Regions from separate parts of the Homo sapiens genome. Here regions 1, 2 and 3 are each linked to region 4. A link is a contact called in ENCODE Hi-C or POLR2A ChIA-PET data. All regions are on one chromosome and are shown on one strand. The core of a region is the stretch at or near the end of the contact, and the rest is flanking DNA. Distances in the headings are between cores, read along the strand shown.

What was found. A loop is a pair of places that touch in the nucleus more often than their neighbours do. ChIA-PET counts read pairs that join two places held with the same protein, here RNA polymerase II (POLR2A). Pooled maps may share reads with other maps.
Region 1: a loop to region 4 is called in a map of naive thymus-derived CD4-positive, alpha-beta T cell, with 15 times the contacts of the local background. The contact joins the promoter of RNF2 here to the promoter of DHX9-AS1 in region 4. A Hi-C loop is called at or near these places in 2 of 168 maps with a recorded cell type or tissue (both naive thymus-derived CD4-positive, alpha-beta T cell) and 9 of 50 pooled maps. POLR2A ChIA-PET finds 5 or more read pairs at or near these places in 1 of 52 experiments (activated B cell).
Region 2: a loop to region 4 is called in a map of CD8-positive, alpha-beta T cell, with 10 times the contacts of the local background. The contact joins the promoter of SWT1 here to the promoter of DHX9-AS1 in region 4. A Hi-C loop is called at or near these places in 3 of 168 maps with a recorded cell type or tissue (CD8-positive, alpha-beta T cell and naive thymus-derived CD4-positive, alpha-beta T cell) and 9 of 50 pooled maps.
Region 3: a loop to region 4 is called in a map of ascending aorta, with 5 times the contacts of the local background. The contact joins the promoter of QSOX1 here to the promoter of DHX9-AS1 in region 4. A Hi-C loop is called at or near these places in 2 of 168 maps with a recorded cell type or tissue (CD8-positive, alpha-beta T cell and ascending aorta) and 7 of 50 pooled maps.

Annotation. Positions count from the first base shown.
Region 1 is chr1:185,044,154-185,046,853 of GRCh38, forward strand. It overlaps RNF2 (ring finger protein 2), which reads left to right and starts at 1,405. Exons shown (of 7, transcript NM_007212.4): 1 at 1,405-1,496. RefSeq lists a silencer at 1,035-1,294.
Region 2 is chr1:185,155,765-185,158,464 of GRCh38, forward strand. SWT1 (SWT1 RNA endoribonuclease homolog) reads left to right here and starts at 1,403. Exons shown (of 19, transcript NM_017673.7): 1 at 1,403-1,550. It overlaps TRMT1L (tRNA methyltransferase 1L), which reads right to left and starts at 1,189. Exons shown (of 15, transcript NM_030934.5): 1 at 714-1,189. The coding sequence starts at 948. RefSeq lists enhancers at 277-1,182, 1,026-1,135 and silencers at 686-935, 1,676-1,795.
Region 3 is chr1:180,153,594-180,156,293 of GRCh38, forward strand. QSOX1 (quiescin sulfhydryl oxidase 1) reads left to right here and starts at 1,276. Exons shown (of 12, transcript NM_002826.5): 1 at 1,276-1,579. The coding sequence starts at 1,315. LOC105371636 (a long non-coding RNA gene) reads right to left here and starts at 1,245. Exons shown (of 2, transcript XR_001738314.3): 1 at 406-1,245. RefSeq lists a silencer at 951-1,270 and an enhancer at 1,451-1,550.
Region 4 is chr1:182,838,182-182,840,881 of GRCh38, forward strand. It overlaps DHX9-AS1 (DHX9 antisense RNA 1), which reads right to left and starts at 1,410. Exons shown (of 2, transcript NR_148933.1): 1 at 1,131-1,410. It overlaps DHX9 (DExH-box helicase 9), which reads left to right and starts at 1,166. Exons shown (of 28, transcript NM_001357.5): 1 at 1,166-1,275. RefSeq lists an enhancer at 791-1,632 and a silencer at 1,056-1,485.

The DNA of each region.
Region 1 (2,700 bases), core at 155-2,654, 2.2 Mb after region 4:
TAACCTTGAAGGGCTTGTAGAGTCAGATAACTGTCACTTGTTATTTAAAGTTATAGATAGTAGGCAAAAGCTTTCAAGCCACTGAAAAAGAATAATGCTTGTTTTCTTTGATGGATTGTTAGGTAGCATATATAATGTGCTGTATTTAACACCTGTCCTTTTTCTTTCCACCCATCCAAGGCGTCAAAGGCCATCTTAAATCCCGGCTCCTCAGGAAATCATCCCCAAACACACCAGCTGGAATTGATATTTTTCTTTTCCAAATTCCTATGTAAATTCATGTCATTTATTTGGAATTGCTTATAGAGAGTTTCAGAGCGTTAAAGAACTGGAAAGGACCTAGGATTCAATACAATTCTCTCATCTCGCAGACGAAGAAAATGAAGTGCAGAGGAGCTACGCAATCTACGTAAGTCACATAGACACACATTGGAGGCTATGAACCTAGTTTGCCCAATTCCCACTGCAGTCCATTGGTTTATGCCTCTATGCCTTCAGATTTACGGTCTGGTATTGCTGGTTATCTTCTCAAGAGAACATGACATCTCAACAATAGTACATATAGAGATCAGGGAACTTTCAATTCTTCGTTACTTCTTCAGCTCATAATTTATATGCATTAAATGTCGGATAATTTACTGGAGACTAACTGGCTGTGTTTTAGGTAATGATTACATCTATTAATCTATTACTTCGTAAATCCTCAAGTTCAGAAGGTAACACTGGAAGGGGCCAAGGAGGTAGGAATAAAGCAGCAGCAAGGTAAATAGTAAGAGCTGATGACCACAATCAGAATGTTAAGCTAAGTTTAGAGTGGAAGGTCATTTTCCCAGGAGCAATTACACTTGCAGTTTTATCCTGCAAGGATGAAAAGTGTATGTTTGTTGTACGAGAGCGGAAGGGTGCCGAAGTTCATGTGAAGTTCTGCAAACCAAAGCCTGATGAGGATTTCCGCCGGGTGGGACAGGTTTAAGAGGACGAACTCATGAGAAAGAAGTCTGAGCCCAAACCCCAGAAGCCGGCCAGGAAGGTGTAAAGGGTGGGCCGAAGCCAGGGCAGAAGAACCCAAGCAGAAGGTTGAGCACGAGGTGGCTGCGCCGTCATCCGGGCGTTGCCCGGGGGCTACGTCGGACCGCGGTGGGCGCCGGGGGGGCGTGGCCGGCCAGCCCAGGGCGGGGCGGTGGCGCGGGTTCTCCAGGCCAACACGCGGCGGCGCACCCTCCCTCGCGCCGCGGGCCTCCCCGCGCCGTGCACGTCCTCGTCCCGCGCCTCCGCCCCTCGCTCGCTCGCTCCTTCCCGCCCTCCCCGCAGCGCCGGCCGAGCCGGCTTCCCCTCAGTCTCTCATGAATATTGAGCGGCCCCTGTTGTATTTCCCGAGCTCCATTGCGGAAGCTGAGGCTCGCCATATTGTGCGGCGGCGCCGGCGTCCGCGGCAGCTGATACCAGAGTCTTGCTCCGGCCGCGGCCAGCGGAGCCCTGGGCTGGGGCAGGAGCCGGTGAGTGGGGCGGGCGGGGAGGCGAAGGACGCGGAAGCAGCGGGCCGGGACACGCGTCTACTCGGCAGCGTTGCAGGCGACTGACGGGGGCCCCGGAGTGTGGGGGGGGTGTGTGTCCGCGGGGGTGTGAAGGGACATGGCGCCGCCGCCGCCCCCGGCCGCTCTCGCGGCGGAGACGGCGGGTGAAGCGGGTTCTCATTGTTCCCGTGTCTTCGAGGGTCGTGGGAGGGAAGGGAGCTGGTTTGCGGAGGACCCAGTCAGCGAAGCGCCGGGATTCCTTCCTTCGCCGCGAGCCTTTCGCTGCCCTTTCCTCTGCGCGGAGGCCGGCGCTGCGGCGCGGTCCCCTCGCCTCCGGGGGCGGGGGCCCCAGCCTCTCTGCAGCCCTACTCCGGAGGCGGACGGAGTGGAATGCGAGTTTTTTCTCTGGGCTTTCGCCTCGCAGCTAGGGATGTGTGTCTGCATCGTGGGGGTGGGGTAGGGGGCACTTTGTGCAGATATCGCTCCTTCCTTCTGGGGGGTCGGAGTCGGGGTTCCAGTGTAGAGGAGCTCCTCGACCTCGGGGTTCCTCGGGGAGACCCCTTCAGCTTCACACATTCCTGGAGTGCCGCCTCCTGCTCTGGAGTATCTGTTGCTGCTTTCTAAAACCGTGAGCTTACCCAGGAGGAGTCGTGGGGGGAGGGGGTGTCTTGGTTAGTTTCTGCGGGAAGATTCGCGTTTTGAACCGTGTCGTTTACGCTGAGATGCTAGTACCCACTTTTGCCGGGAGCCCACGTCCTGCTGGTCAGAATCGTTTACCTTCTACAGAAGTCTCCTTCTTGCTTTCAGAGATGGTGTTAGTAAAAATTGATCTCAAACTTTGAGGTTCATTCCAGTTATTTGCCCGCTAAGATCAATTATAGACTCATCTATTTGAAGCCCCTTTGGGTATCTTTTTCGAGGCTGTCGGAAGTTTTAGAGAATGTAACTTTACATTGTAAAATGATTTGAAGATGTCAGGTTTCTTTGAAGTGCCGTGAAAAGGATATACATATGCACTCAGTATTTTAGTAATACGCTGTTTTTCAATTAAAAAAATTAAGGCATGGTTTCAGTGTTCTAAACCGAGGATATGTTTAAAACGAATGTACGAGCGATTTGCATTACATAATCTACTTTTGGTAATTCCAAGATGATCAGCTGGAATACTTAGTCTAATTGGTAGCTA
Region 2 (2,700 bases), core at 153-2,652, 2.3 Mb after region 4:
TAAACCACCACTTAGAAAACATGCAGGCACATTCAGAAGCACAATAATATGGGCCATTAATTCTCAACAGTCTATTTCTGATGGAATGGAGTACAAAACTCAATTGGTATTTATGTATGGGGGAAAACATCCGTAAATTTAGTCGACTCTTTCCTAAACTACTACTCAGCCTCAAAATCTTTTCGGAGGCAAGCTGCTAGCGGGGGAAAAGAAAACTGAAATGAGAAAAACTCATCTCCTTGTGGCTGTCGAAGCAGAAAAGCTAGTTGACAGTAATGGTTTAGAAATGTTGGCAGCTAGGATCTACTACCGTAAACAGGTTGCCTCGGTTACTATGTCACATTTGAAAGAACTTAGTTAACCATGGCAGACTGGACTGCGGGAAACTACCAAATTATGTGTAACTTCCTATTTTTGTACCTTAAAAAGACTCCCTTTTAAGAAAAAGCCCTTAACCTCATTATTTCCTTCTATCTGCAGCATTCCTGCTCTCCGCATATCCCTCACCGTGACATCCTCGAGGCTTATGAAGATGCCGTCTCCCATTCTGTAACCCTGCTTTAGCCGCTACACGGGCCCCTCTTTCCTCCCCACCATTTTCCTAAACCTGCCTTGCCCCATAAAAACCATCCCGGTGAAGGGCCTCCCCTACTTCCCAGCAAGGCGCACTTTCTCTCTTCTGCAGCAGAAAGATCTGGGCCTTCTGCACTTACTGCTTTTAGCCTCCTCAGGGGCAGAGGCTAGGGACGGGGACAGGGCCGGAGCCTGGGCCAGGGCAGGGGCTGGGGCTGGAGCCGAGGCCGGAGTCGGAGCCGAGTCCAGAGCCGAATCCGGGGCCGGAGCTGGGACCCCAGCCGAGTCCCGGGCCGGGGTCGGGACCTGGACCTGGGCCACCTCCACCTCCTCCTTCTCCAGGGGCAGCAGCTCCTCCTCCGCCATATTCTCCATAGTTACCGCCTCCGTGCCAAGCCCGCCCGGGGACCCGGAGCGGGGCTCACGGCGGGGTCAGAGAACTGACGTGAATGCCCACAGGGCTGGATCCAAGGAGTGGGGAAGCAAGTGGGGAGGGCGGGATGCGTGCAACAGACAAAAGATGAAGAACCAGTGACCAAATCCTGTTAGTAGAAAACAGAAAGCCAGAGGCAGCGATTCCAGATGCCCGTCCGCTTCCCTTTCCCCGAGGCGTTACGACGCCACCACAAACTGCGCAGAAGCGTACTGGGGACGGCGTCCAATTGGGTAAGAGGGTTCGGTTTCTACGGTGCGTCTCCGGCCCACCGGCCAACCACCAAACCGAACAAAGACTACAGCACCCAGGATACACTGCGCAGTCTGGGGGCGGGGCCGGAGTTCAAGCCTCGGAGGAAGTAAATGCAAATCTAAGCGAGCGCTGTGGGGCGGTGAGTAGGTAGTGCGGATGCGGGCGCAGAACTACGTTTCCCAGCAGGCATACAGTTGGTGGGGCGGGGTGTGTGTGTGTGTTGGGAGGCGGGGGTCCCTCTCCTTTGGCTTGGGGCTCCGGAGTTGCCACTGCCGCCGGCGCTGGTAAGGTAGGAACTGCGGGGTGCGTTGACGTTTTGCTGGGCAGGTTCCCCCTCGTCCCCCGCCCCAAGTATACTGGCGGGCGGGCGGCCGGCCGGACTGGGGACTCAGGAGTCACACGGACCTGGGCGGGGCGACTCTGTGGGCGGGTCCGGGGACGAGCCAGCTCCGTGGAGGGTGTGGTTCTGGCCCGGCTTGCCTCCGGGGCTGCCCCTTGCCCGGTGTTGGGGTCTGGTCGGTTCGTGCGGAGCCCGCGGGCCCGCGGCGGTTTACTAGCAGCTGACGAGCTTGCCTGTCCATCCAGCTGACTTGGAATTAGGGTCTGTTCTTCATTTCGCACCCTCACCTACACCGTGACCCGAACACTCTTTTCCTTTGTTTTTATTTTTGCTTTAGTCTTCATGTTGCCAGTATCAGCAGTTCTGCGGTGTGGCCAGTGGATAGAAATTAGTTGTTTTGCTCTATTTTGCTTTGTTTTCAGGCTTTTAATAACCAGAGCTCTGAGTGGGTAGAGCTTCGGGGCATTTAATTTTGATGCGTTTCAGATCCCCAAAACATATGCTAGCGAGTCCCCTGTCCCCCGTACTTCTCTCCCCTTCACTCTTAGTGCCTACTTGACATTCGAGCCTTTCTTGTTTCTTTCTTCTGTCCCCCCGCGATAAATCCACTGGGACAGAAAGGAGAAAAACGTGAACTTTCTGGCTGCCCTGCTTGGGCTTGGTCCGAACCTTCTAGGCATCAGGGCAGGAGAGGGAAGCCCAATTTAGTCTCAAGAACAAGACGCGCGCTTCCAGTTAGCTTTTCTTAGTTAATTAAGTTGATAAACGCCAATCTTCTTGGTCTATTTGTTTCCTACTTGTTTCAGAACCCCGGGGAAGAGATAGCATGATTATTTGGCACTTTGAAGCACTAACTGGAAATTAACTCCTCCCCCTATAGTTAAGAAGTATATATCTGGAGGGGTGTGTGTGTGTGTTTAACCTCTCCCCAGTTTAATGGGAACAGATTATCCCTGTGGAGCTTCTGTGAGTTATAGTCCTAAATCCCTTTTACTGATCGTCCCGTACAGCTTTTATCTAGTATTCCTGAATGTGTAGTTGACTCATGGCTCAACAGTCAATTAAAAATGGGATAACACTGACTATAACTTACAGAAAT
Region 3 (2,700 bases), core at 26-2,525, 2.7 Mb before region 4:
GGCCTCCATTTGTACTACTGACTCAGTTCTTGCAAATATTAAGGGTAGACCTGTCCCTGATCTTCGTGTGTAAAATAGCACCTCCTCTGCCACTCTATTCTTACCCCAGTCTACATTTCTTCATAACATCGGTCACCATCTGATCTACATTTACTTATGTATCATCTCTTTACCCCCACTGGAATGTAAGTTCCACGTCCCTAGAGTCTATATTTTGTTTACTGCCTTATCCTTATACCTAAACAAGTGCCTGGCATGACACCACTCAGTAAAACTTGAATAAATGAATAACAAATCTAGGCTCAAAGCTCTTACAGGTGAAAGGGGCTAACCTGGCAGTCACAAAGGAAAAATATCACTGTGACAACCGTCTGAGGAGCACCTTCTCCCCTTAAAATAACTCACTCAAAACAGTGGAGCTGCAAAGGTGACCAGAGAAAATCCATTAACACCTTAGTGCCCATGACACCAGGTGAGTTGATCGGGCTACTTGCGAGAGGGACATGTGAGTGAGCGTGGAGAGCTCTGAGTAGGCTGAAGAGCTGGATGTGGGGGATCTGGGCTGCTGGGAACCCCGAATGTTGGAATCGCCCTGACAACCTTATGAGGGTGGTCAGATATGGGTCCTGAGGAAACTGATTCCACGGCAACTGCCCGCCAACCCAGCACACCCCACAGTGAAGAGGGGCTTCTGATCCATGAGTAGGGCCCCTCAAATGATGTTCCCCTTTAGATGGTCATGGTCATCAGCAGGGGTGGGTGCATCGATCCTGTGGGGTCTTGGTGGTCGCAGACCAAGCGTCCCTCTTCTCACATCTAATTCACAACGTCTCATCGCTCCGCGGGAGCCCAGGAACTGCCCTACAACAGCCGAAATCCGGGTCGTCTATTCCAACGGACTCCTCTTCCGTTGGATACGGGGGCCGTGAGAGGCCAAACAACCTCCGCGAGGCTACCCCCGCAGCGACCGCTCGGCGGGCGCTCCATTCCTTTACCGGACTGTACACCTCGCCTCCTGGGGCCTGAGGCGGGAACCCGGGTCGCGCTGCTCCGAGGCCTCGGCGGACCGCGAAAGGATGGCTCACCACCCGGCCAGGGCCAGCCCCTGCAACAAGCTCAGCCCCGCCCGCTCCCGCGCCCAGGAGCGGCCGGCGGGGCGGGGTGGCTGGGCCGGCCTCGGGGGCGGGGGCTCGGGGGCGGGGGCTCAGGGGCGGGGCCACGTGGCTCCTCCTTGCGGGCGGAGGCAGGCGGTGCCGCGGCGCCGGGACCCGACTCATCCGGTGCTTGCGTGTGGTGGTGAGCGCAGCGCCGAGGATGAGGAGGTGCAACAGCGGCTCCGGGCCGCCGCCGTCGCTGCTGCTGCTGCTGCTGTGGCTGCTCGCGGTTCCCGGCGCTAACGCGGCCCCGCGGTCGGCGCTCTATTCGCCTTCCGACCCGCTGACGCTGCTGCAGGCGGACACGGTGCGCGGCGCGGTGCTGGGCTCCCGCAGCGCCTGGGCCGTGGAGTTCTTCGCCTCCTGGTGCGGCCACTGCATCGCCTTCGCCCCGACGTGGAAGGCGCTGGCCGAAGACGTCAAAGGTGAGAAGCGGGGGCGGCCCGCTCCCCCGTGCCCCGCCGCCCGGACCCCTCCACCTGCCCGGTGGGCAGCCTCCTACTCCGGGAGCGCGTCCCTCTTCCAGTCACCTCCGCCCACCTCTTCCTCTCCGCGCATCCCACGCCCACCACCTTCATGTTTCTCAGCTCCATTTTTGCCTCCCGCTCCCTTGCCTTTTCCTCTTGGCCCTCATCCCGAGCTTCTTTCCCTCTCCGCGGCCTGGGCCCCCAGACCTGCCCTGCTCGCCCGGTTCGTCCCCCGCCAGGTTACTGCCTCCTTCCCTGCGAGAGGTCTCCTTTGTTCCTTCCTCCGCATGGTCCGCTGACACCTTACCGTTTCCTGGGCCAGCCTTGTGGCAGTCCTCTTCCTCTCGTCCAGGGACCCATGTCATCTTCCTGCCAGGTTCCCTAGCTGCTGTGGGTCAGTGCTGGGGAGAAAAGGGAACGGACATCCATTTTGCCTCCCTGCCACCTTTCTCCACTCCCTCGACTGGTTGACCAGGTGGTACATAGACTTCCTTTCTCATTTTTGTCTTTGATGTGGGTATGTCCACCTGGCAGTTTTCCTATCTCTGTTCCGGGCCTCTCCTGACCTGCCGCCTCCAGCTCCTTAGCTTCTGGGCCACATCCTTCTCTCTCTTCCCCCGCTCAGACCCTTATATTTTAAACCCATGCACCCAGAGGCCTTTGGTGCGTGTTTGGCTCTTGCTCCATGTTCCCAATCCCTGGTTGGGGCACCAAAACTATATTTCCTGAATTCCAAGACACCATCAACTGTGAGACACACTGTTCATTTTATGACAGCCCAAGGGGTAGAAGGATAGGAAAAAACCACTACATGTATAAAGATTTGAAGGTGAACTCTATTACAGAAATGCTAAAATTTTGAAACACTTAAGACTTAGAGTCGAGGAAATATGGTAATAATAGTAATTAATATTTACGGAGCACCTATCATTTCAGGCACCTTACTAAGTACTCGGCATACATTGTCTCATAGTTTCCTTTCCACAATTTAAAGATTCCTGTGGTGTCACACATCCACCTAATCCAGGTAGTGGGTATTTGGCGGGCAGGAGTGGTATAGTGATAGTGATTTGTTCCTG
Region 4 (2,700 bases), core at 160-2,659:
TGGAACAATCCCAGCTGGAAATGTTTTGTATCATTACCTTCATGGGACGCACTGGAGTTTCAAAATTTAACAGTGACTAGTATAATAATTAAGGACACAATTATTCCAAAGACTTGGAACACAAAATTACTCCAAAGACTTGGAACACAAAAGGTTATCCAATTTAAACAAAAGCAACCTTGCAGATTTTATTCCTACCTTAAAGTAGTTTGCTGAGCACTTACAGTAATGTTCCAGGCACGGCAAGGAGCGACCTGCGTTAGCCAGGCAGAATGCCCGCCTTCACTGAGCTTATTTCTTTCATGGTTTTTTTTTTTTTTTTTGAGACGGAGTCTCGCTCTCTCGCCCAGAAAATGGCGTGATCTCGGCCCACTGCAACCTCCGCCTCCGCCCCCGACCCCGGGGTTCAAGCGATTCTCCTGCCTCAGCCTCCCGAGTAGCTGGGATTGCAGGAGCCCGCCCAGCCACCCAAGCAGCTGGGATTGCAGGCGCCCGCCCCCATGCCCGGCTAATTTTTGTATTTTTTTTTTTTTTTTTAGTAGAAACGGGGTTTCACCACGCTGGCCAGGCTGGTCTCAAACTCCTGACCCCAAGTGATTCGCCCACCTCGGCCTCCCAAAGTGCTGGGATTACAGTCACCACGCCCGGCCAGTTTATTTCTTTCAAGAGACACTGGCGTTCAGACTATCTGAATCAATCCGGTAACTACGCCCACTGAACACCTACTACATGCCAGGTATTGAACTAAGCCGCCCTTCATATGCCATCTCATGTAATTATCTCAACAACCCTACCAAGTTAGCAGCAAGGTTTCCAGTTCTGCCTTCGAAGGGAACCTCCTCTCACCGGAGATCCCTATGACAGACCCTGCGAAATATTTTGCTGCATCAGAATGCTACAGGCCGTCAACTCCCTAACATGCGCAAAAGCGGGCAGCCGATTATCCAGGGTAGTGGATTATCCAGGAGAGTGGATTATCCAGAGTAGCAGGTCTGGCGCGATGCCCGCCCGGCTCAGCCCATCTCCCTAGCAACGAAACCCTTCCGCGCCGCGAGGTTGCTGAGCCCCGCCCCCTCCATTGGCGCGCCCTCGCCATCCCCCGCCCTGGCACGCGCTCTGCGCATGCGTACGCTCGCTGGCCCCGCCCCCTAGCGCCGCGGTCGGAGCCATTTCGCCGATTCCTCCATGCGAGTTGCTGTGCGTTTCTCTGTTGTCTCGGTAGAAGGCCAGAGTCACACACGGTCCTAAGAGCTGGGCACCAGGAAGCGAAGGCTGGTAAGGGAGAGACGTTCCGGCTACCATGCGGGGCGGCGGGGTCGCGGGCGGGCGCCGTGGACCATGGCTCCGCAGCCGGCTTTGTTGCGAAGCGCGGGCGGCGGCGGCGGCTGGGGGTGGGGGAAGGGACGAGCCGCCCGCGGGTCCCCGGATTGCGGGTTGCGTGCGCGCCTCGCCGCGATGCGCTTGCGCCGTCCGGGCAGCCTGTGGCCCCCTCCCCTCTCCTCCGCCCAGCGTTTCCCGCTGCTGCCTCTAGCAGGCAAAGCGCGCTTCCTCCTCTGGCCTGCGTACGCCGGGGCACCGCGGCGGCTGAGGGAAGGGGGTGCTTCGCCTGTGGTGGTTGCCGCCGGGGCGCCACTGGCCTAGGGCTCTTCATTCATTCAAGCCACGAATAACTGGCGCCGTCGTGCAGGCCTTGTGGGTAGAGGAAAAAAAATTGAAGAATGTAAAGGGAGAGCGCCTTTGGCTAGTATAGCGAGGTAAGGCGTCTCGAAGGAGGGAGGCTTTGAGCTGATAACCTCGGCCAACGCGAAGGAAAAGCAGAGCCTGCAGAAGCGGAAGGGATTAGTTATCGCTTAAGGGCAGAAACTGGGCGGGAGCTGAAAGCAGGCCATGTGACTGGAGTGTGGCGAGAAGGCCTTCAAAGGAGAATGGGTTTTAGGGTGGCAAGAGTGGAAACAAAAACCGTGTAGGACAATATTTCACTAGCCCGGGTGTGCAGTAGTGGTGGCAGGAGAGATGGGGAGAAACGAATGGATAGGGGACGTATTTTGAAGCAGAAATGCGTAGTGGTGGAAGGTAGTAGATCTGGAGTCAGGCTACGTTTTCTGGAATTCTTGCGCCTTTTTTTTTTTTTTTTTTTTTGCAAGAGTCTCGCTCTGTCGCCAGACTGGAGTGCAGTGGCGCGATGGCGGCTCACAGCAACGTCGGTCTCCCGGGTTCAAGTGATTCTCCTGCCTCAGCCTCCGGAGTAGCTGGGACTACAGGCGCGCGCCACCACGCCCAGCTAATTTTTGTATTTTTAGTAGAGACGGGGTTTCATCATGTTGGCCAGGATGGTCTCGATCTCTCGACCTCGTGATCCGCCTGCCTTGGCCTACCAAAGTGCTGGGATTACAGGCGTGAGCCTCCGCGCCCGCCCGAATTCTTGCTCTTATAATTAGGAGCTCTGTCTTCCTGAAGCAAGATATTCTTTGTCTCAGTTTCCCCTTCTCTAAAGGGATAGTGATCTTACCTGTACAAGGTTACTAAGGATTAAGTAAAATAGTTCCATTTAGATGATCTATTATGGATATTGTTTGACACACATTAAGGGTTCTACAAGGGATAGCTATGGAGAATCTTAAGGGAGTGGACGACTCTCAACTTGTGCCAGGAGTAACTTGGTGGATGTCGTACCGTTTATGGAAACCGAAATGTAGGGGT